2 separate regions of the Homo sapiens genome follow, and region 2 is linked to region 1. Evidence: chromatin loops called from intact Hi-C (ENCODE). Cell type or tissue: PC-3. All regions are shown on one strand. Region 1 overlaps COG5 (component of oligomeric golgi complex 5). Region 2 overlaps COG5 (component of oligomeric golgi complex 5).

The links. Peaks named below come from ENCODE experiments on the same cell type or tissue, not always from the same donor. Only the 100,000 strongest peaks of a DNase experiment are listed, where the experiment ranks them.
Region 2: a loop joins it to region 1, with 2.2 times the contacts of the local background. A loop is called at or near these places in 1 of 110 quality-filtered maps.

The regions. Positions count from the first base shown.
Region 1 is chr7:107,228,590-107,232,589 of GRCh38, forward strand. It overlaps COG5 (component of oligomeric golgi complex 5), which reads right to left. Exons shown (of 22, transcript NM_006348.5): 19 at 2,026-2,102. All of the region lies in intron 2 of LOC124901721 (a long non-coding RNA gene), which reads left to right. Among named protein-coding and RNA genes, the nearest start is that of HBP1, 62 kb to the left of the region's middle. In PC-3, no CTCF peak of the experiment used is centred here; DNase peaks (open chromatin) are centred at 1,002 and 1,972; H3K4me3 peaks cover 550 bases; H3K27ac peaks cover 3,455 bases.
Region 2 is chr7:107,325,891-107,329,890 of GRCh38, forward strand. All of the region lies in intron 10 of COG5 (component of oligomeric golgi complex 5), which reads right to left. Among named protein-coding and RNA genes, the nearest start is that of GPR22, 140 kb to the right of the region's middle. In PC-3, no CTCF peak of the experiment used is centred here; a DNase peak (open chromatin) is centred at 2,251; H3K27ac peaks cover 1,091 bases.

The sequences.
Region 1 (4,000 bases):
GTAGTGCAGAACTCTATAGCTTCAACAAAATACTTAAACAGTTTTAAAAAGATTTGAGCTGATACAAAGAAGGTATCTGAAAGCATTTGTGATCTCACTTTAAGTTTTCCTAAAACTCATCTCTGTACAGATGGGCAGTGATCTTTCATTTGAGAAAAAATAAAATCCAGACTCTTGTGTTGCCATTAAAAAAAAAAAAAGGCCTGTGCTAATTACAAACAGGCGAGGTAAAATATACGGATTCCCTCTCAATCAACAATATTGGATTCTTATATTTCTTATATTCCACCAGAAGTTTCTACTACCAAAGCTTGATGACAGAAGAGAGCAAAGCGATCATTTAAAGGACATACTGCTTATTGATCCTCTAGTTTCCAGTACTGAGTTGGTTTTTAGAAAGCTGCATACCTGTACTCTGTTATCTTATCCTTATTGAGAAATCTTCAACCATTATGCACTTGGATATTATGGACAGTTTATATAAAGGCCTCCCATCTGGTATGCTGTGGTCACAAAATATTATGTTGATCCCCTCAGCCCTTAGGGTTGGCCACCTTTTTAAATGAAAATATCTTCTTCGGCTAGGCGCAGTGGCTCACGCCTGTAATCTCAGCACTTTGGGAGGCCGAGGCAGGCAGATCACGAGGAGAGGAGATCGAGACCATCCTGGCCAACATGGTGAAACACCGTCTATACTAAAAATACAAAAATTAGCTGAGTGTGGTGGCGTGTTCCTGTAATCCCAGCTACTCAGGAGGCAGAGACAGGAGAATCGCTTGAACCCGGGAGGTGGAAGTTGCAGTGAGCCAAGATCGTGCCACTGCACTCCAGCCTGGTGACAGAGCAAGACTCCATCTCAAAAAACAAAATATCTTCTTCTGTTTGTGCTATGATGTAAACAACTTATAAAGTTCTGATTTACTAAATAAACAGCCATATGAATAACATCTCCTTATCTTCTAAAAATCGGCTAGTAAAGACCACAGTCATTACTCAATGTTATTCAACGTTCCTTAAAATCTGAGCTGAAAAAAATCTAAGTGTTCAGCACTGACAAGGACTTTTCTCTCTATTATACTGGTATTCTGTTAGATCATGAATATGAATCAACTCTTGTGTTTCTTTGTAAAGTGATTTCTCCGCTCAGTACTAAATTTTTTGCTCAACTGCATTAGGCTAAGTTACCTATTACATTTATAGTCATTCTCTGCACTTCATCATTGAACTAGATTCTTCTGTTTTTTTTTTGGTTTTTGTTTTTTTTTTTTGTTTTTTTTTTTGAGACAGAGTCTCACTCTGTCGCCAGGCTGGGGTGCACTGGCGTGATCTCGGCTCACTGCAACCTCTGACTCCCTGGTTCAAGCGATTCTCCTGCCTCAGCCTCCCCAGTAGCTGGAACTACAGGTGTGCACCACCATGCCCAGCTAATTTTTGTATTTTTAGTGGAGACAGAGTTTCACCATGTTGGCCAGGATGGTCTTGATCTCCTGACCTCAGATGATCCACCTGCCTCGGCCTCCCAAAGTGCTGGGATTATAGGCATGAGCCACCGTGCTCAGCCATGAACTTGATTCTTTTAATACTTCATTCAATAGTTTTATCATATCCATATCTTGGAATGTAACTTATGACCTGTTAGAAGCAGACTGGGTTAAAAATGATAAATGAACAAATGAACATTTCAGAAAAACTTGTCTATATAATTATGAATTGCCTAGTATTACATTTCTATAAGAATCGGAAGCTAAAAATAAAAAAAAAAATTCTCCCCAAGAAAAGCATAATTTACCAGCTTAATCTTGTGAACTGTGACTAAGAAAATACACATACCCTCTAATTTATTAGTCATTACATAAATATCTATATGGGTTTCTGATTTGAATACTTTCTAAGATGAATCATGAAATTGCCATTGTTGTAGATCAAAAATGGTTGAATATTGGCAATTTTATGAAGTTCAACCTGCACAGAAAGGATTTATTTGCCTGGAGGATATGAATGTATGAACAAAGAATTCGGTCTTACCTGAATGATCTCAGCATCCGATAGGACTTTCCTAAATCAGATACTCGTCTACAGAATGGACCCACAGCCAACTCCATCTGAAATATTAAAATATACTCCATTGTTGTAATGTCAGAATCATTAGGGGAATTTGGGAAAGACCCGGATCACAGAAAGTTGTAGCTTGCAGTAAACTTAATTTTATCTGGACTGTAAGGCAAGTTGTGATGGCCAACTAAATTTATTAAAAGGTAAGCACTTACATAATTTTTGCATTTATTTACTAAGAGGGCCCAAGATGAGACAATTCCTTCATGAAAATAAAAAAAAAACATTTTTTGTTATATAAAAGGAAAAAGTTTATATCATTTATCCATTGAAAAATAAGGAAAAGGAAAATTTTCAAGACTGCATGCCTATACTTTAGGCATTACAAGTCTTTTTACATTCAATATAAATGATGACAATTTTTATCAGTCAGTGTGGCTCAAGTAATTAAAAGGACTAACTCTGGAGCTTTTAGTAGCACATCTATATCAGCATTCCAAATGCTGATACTAGTTACTAGTTTGTGACCCTGGATAAGTTACTTCACCTCTTTAAGTCTCAGGTCTCTCATCTGTAAAATGGAGATAATAATACCTACTTAATAGAATAATGCAAATTAAAAGATAATCCCACAAAGCTTTATGTGCATAGCATATAAGTGCTGTTAATTGTCAGCAATTATTATCAGTGTTTAAAAATTTTTCTCTTTTCAATTATTAATAAATTAATATGCTACCTAACTCAAGAATTTAGCAAATCTTGGTTTCACTTCTCTTTATTTTCCTCCTTTGACTGGAAATTCTACTTGTCATTAATTAGGTTACCTGTTCTTTTCTACCAAGTGCATATGCGAACTTTTTGCATATGTGCTACTCAGGTGATAGACTGCTTCTCCACTCTTGCTATAAATAGCGCCCTGGTAAAGAATGGTTTAGAAAATGGTTGAGAATAGGCTGCTCCCTGATAGTACAGCACCTTTCTTCAAGAAGCACATATGATTTAAGGCTTCTGTCCTGCTGGCCACCCTTACAAAAAATTGCTTAAAATCTCCTTGCCATGGGTACACTATAGAGACCCAATCGATCACTCATTTGAGAAACATTTTGACTGCCTTAGTGCTAGGTACCAAGCTAGATATGAGGATTAGATGATTAGATGATTAGACTATCTTGCCTTCACTAAATTCTCAAATTTAATGAAGGGGATATTTATTTATTAAAACAATATGATTATCAACAAAATCAAAAGTATTTGTGTATATGTCCACATATAAACATATATAAACACACATACATACACACATAATGATTCTTATTAAGCAAAATGATAAGTGCTATGTCAAACTTATGACCTCAGTGTCGAGAGAGTTGGAGAAGCTTCCTTGGGATGGTCTTGAGGATGAACAGTAACCAGGTTAATTTCTCTCATAACATATTAAAGACATGGATTGCATACTGCATGTCCTAGAAGGAAACCTTATATGGCTGGGAAACTATAAAATGAAGAATCATAAATAAATATAAAGATAAAAATGTAAGGAAGAAAAAGGATTCTTGCCAACAATGCAAAACAGAACAGCTGTGAGCCAGTGTGCCCAACTCAAAAGACAGTAGGTGATAGGCTGTTCTTTGGAACCTGTTTCATTTATTCACTGGGTAGGAATTTCTGTTTTCTTTCCATATGTGTCACTTACTTTACACTGAGCACAAAGGAAAAATGTGATTATCACTGTATCTTTGATATAATTCCATTCAAATACCTCTCTCTATATAATGGTTTTTTACATACTGAAATTATATATTTTTCACGAAGTGTTTTTGTCAATTTCTCAACTACTCTAGTGGAATCACTGTCTTCAAAGACAACCTTTGCCTTAGCACTTGAGCAGGACCAAATGTTAAAACAAATAAATGGCTAGGAAAAAGTTACGATATGAGAAAATATGACC
Region 2 (4,000 bases), 97 kb after region 1:
AGGCAAATCAAATCATTGTTGATTTCTTATGCAACGATCAGAAAATACATTCAGATTCCTAAGATTTTATGTATTATGTCTTGCATATCTTAGTTTAAAGTAGATGCTTTTCATCATGTTAAGGAAGTATAATATACCACATTAACAGAATGAAGGACTAAAACCACATGGTCGTCTCAATTAATGCAGAAAAAGCATTAAACAAAATTTAACACCATCTGATGATAAAAACACTCAACAAACTAGGACTCGAAGGAAATTACATCAACATAATAAGGGCCACATAAGAAAAATCTGCAGCTAACATCCTACTCCATGGTGCGAAACAGAAAGCTTTCCCTCTAAGATCAGGAACAAGGCCAGGATGCCCACTCTTACCACTTCTATACAATATAGTACTAGGAGTCCTGCCAGAAGGACCAAGCAAGAAAAAGAAATAAAAAGCATCCAAATTGGAATGGAAGAAGTAAAATTATATCTGTTTCTAGATGATATGATCTTGTATGTAGATAATCCTAGACTCCTCAAAAAGGCCTGTTAAAATAATAACTGAATTCAGCCAAGTTGTAGCCTACAAAATCAACACATAAAAATTAGTGTGTTTCTACAAACTAACAATGAAATAGCCAGAAAAAAATGAAGAAAACTACCCTACTTTTATAACAGTATCCAAAAGAATACTTAAGAATAAACTTATTCAAGAAGGTAAAAAACTTGTATACTGAAAACTACACGATATGGTTGAAAGAAATTAAAGAAGACACAAGTAAATGGAAAGCATACTGTGTTATGGGTTGGAAGACCTAATAATGTTAAAATGTCCATACTCCCCAAATGATCTGCAGATTCTCAAAATCTCAATGGCATTTTTGCAGAAATAAAAAAATACTAAAATTAATAGAGAATCTCCAGGGATCCCAAATATCCAAATATCTTTCTTGAGGGAAAAAACAAACAAACAAAGCTAGAGGCCTCAGACTTCCTGACTTCAAGACATATTACAGAGCCAGGTGCAGTGGAACACACCTGTAGTCTCAGCTACTTGGAGGATGAGGTGGGAGAATTGCTTGAGCCTAGGTGTTTGCAGCCAGCCTGGGCAACAAAGGGAGATCCTATCTCTAAAAACCCAAATAAAACCCATCCAAATGGAAAAAACCATATTACCAAGCTTCAGGAATCAAAACAGTATGGTACCAGCATAAAGACAGACATAGGGACCAATGGAGTAGAGAGACAAAAAAATAAACGATCAAGTATACAGTCATACAATCTTGAACAAGGGTGCCAAGGCTACACAATAGGAAAAGGACAGTCTCTTCAATAAATGCTGCTGGGAAAACTGGATATACGCATGCAAAAGAATAAAGTTGAAACTTTACCTCATACCATGTATAAAAACTAACTCAAAATGGATTAAGGACCTAAACCTAAGACCTGAAATTATAACTCCTAGAAAAAAAACATAGGAGAAAAGCTCTGTGACACTGGATTTGGCAATAATTCTTGTATAGGACACCATGAACACAGGCAACAAAAGCAGAAATAGACAAACTGGACTATACCTAACTTGAGATTTTCTGTGCAGGAAAGGAAACAATCAATAGAGTAAAAAGGCAACCTACAGAATGGGGGAAAACATTTGCTAACCATATATCTAATAAGGAGTTAATATTCAGAATATATAAATGGCTCTGACAATTCAACAATTAAAAAAACAAATACCATGATTAAAAAACAGGCAAAGGACTTGAGTAGACACTTCTCCAAAGCAAATAAATAAATGGCTGGCCAACAAGCACATGAAAAGATGCTCAATATCACTAATTATCATGGAAATGCAAATCAAAACCATACTGAGATGTCATCTCACATCCATTAGGATGGCTACTATAAAAAACTGGTAAATAACAAGTCTCAGCGAGGATGTGGAGAAACTGGAAATTTTGTGCACTGTTGGTAGAAATGTAAAATAGTGTAGCCACTATGGAAAACATTAGGGAGGTTGCTCAAAATTACCATATGATCCAGCAATTCCACTTCTGGGTATATAAGTAAAAGAGCTGAAAGCAGGATCTTGAAGATTTATTTGAATACTCATGTTTACTGCAGCATTATTCATAAAAGCCAAGAGATGATAACAACCCAAATGTCTATCAAAGAATGAATGGATAAAGAAAATGTAGTATATTCATTCAGTCATGCATTTCTGAATGATAGGAATGTGCCTGAGAAATGCCTCAGGCAATTCTGTCATTGTGCAAAAATCACAGAATGTACTTACACAAACCTAGAAGGGATAGCCTACTACACAAGCAGGCTTTATGTGATAGCCTATCACTCCTGGGCTACAAACTTGTACATGTCATTGTAATGAATACTGTAGGTAATTGTAACACAATAGTACATTTGTGTATCTAAACATCAAAAAGACACAGCAAATATACAGTACTACAGTCTTATGAGGCCACAGTTGTATGTGCAGCCTGTCATTGACTGAAATGTCATTATGTGGTGTATGACTGTACTTACAATAGAACACTCTTCAGTCTTAAAAAAGAAAGAAATCCTATCATATGCTACAATATGAATGAACCTTGAAGATGTTACACTAAGTGAAACAAGCCAGTCACAAAAAGATAAATGCTGCAAGATTCTACTTATATGAAGTAGCTAAAATAGTCAAACTCTTAGAAGCAGAAAGAATAATGGTAATTGCCAAGAGATGGGGGACAGGGAAAATGAATTAGTTACTTCCCTTATTTAAAAAAGTTATTCTAATACACATTTTAGTACAATTATCATAGCCTGAGATTCTTTCCCCCATAAAACTCTTAAGAAATTTCACTAGTTAAAACAATAGTAGAAATATTTTTAAGGAAACTTTTTGGAAACAGAAAACAATTTATTTTATTTTTATTATTTTATTATGTTTTTATTATTATTATTTTAAGACGGAGTCTCGCTCTGTCGCCCAGGCTGGAGTGCAGTGGTGTGATCTTGGCTCATTGCAACCTCCGCCTCCCGGGCTCAAGCGATTCTCCTGCCTCAGCTTCCTGAGTACCTGGGACTACAGGCACACGCCACCACTGAAACGCCAGCTTTTTCTAGGTCTGAGCCTGCAGGCCTTTGGACTGGGACTACATCATTGGCTTTCCAGCTTGCCAACTACAGATCTACAGATCTACAGACTTGTGTCCATAATCCCATTGGCCAATTCCTTATTTTCTACATACAAATATATAACATTTCCTGTTGCTTTTGTTTCTCTGAAGAACCCTGATATCCTAATACAATTGTTGAATAAATCAATCAATCCATCCCAAGGACTGGTCTAAATTAACAGCTAGAGGCAGCTACTAAAGAGATGTACTAAGAAGGACACATAGCTGTTGGAACAAGAAAGGATGTGAAAAGTCCTTGGGAGACATAAAGAGATATAAAGTAGATTCAGAGGGAATGGGAAAGTATAGAAGATAATAATAAAAAGGTGGATTTGGGGTAAGATAGTATGTTAAAGCAATGATTTTCTATATCTATATACCCATCTATTTATACAGATATGTATATGCTGTGTATGTATGATGTATCCCTATATATACACATATATAATAGTATATGTACATATACTATACTATATAATAGTAAATCTATATCTCCTACCAAAATATAAAAAGATAGAATGTTAATTTTAATTATCAAACGGTAGTCAGAAATGTTATTGCCATGTGCAGTGGCTCATACCTGTAATTCCAACACTTTGGGAGGCCAAGGTGGGAGGATCGCTTGAGGCCAGGAGTTCAAGACCATCCTTGGCAACAGCGAGACCCCCCCCGTTTCTACACAAAAATTTAAAAAATTAGCTGAGTGTGGGAGCATGTGCCTGTGGTCTCAGCTACTTTGGAGGCTGAGGCAGGAGACTGCTTTAGCTCAGGAGTTCAAGGCTGCAGTGAGCCAGGATCACATCACTGCAATCCAGCCTGGATGACAGAATAAGACCCTG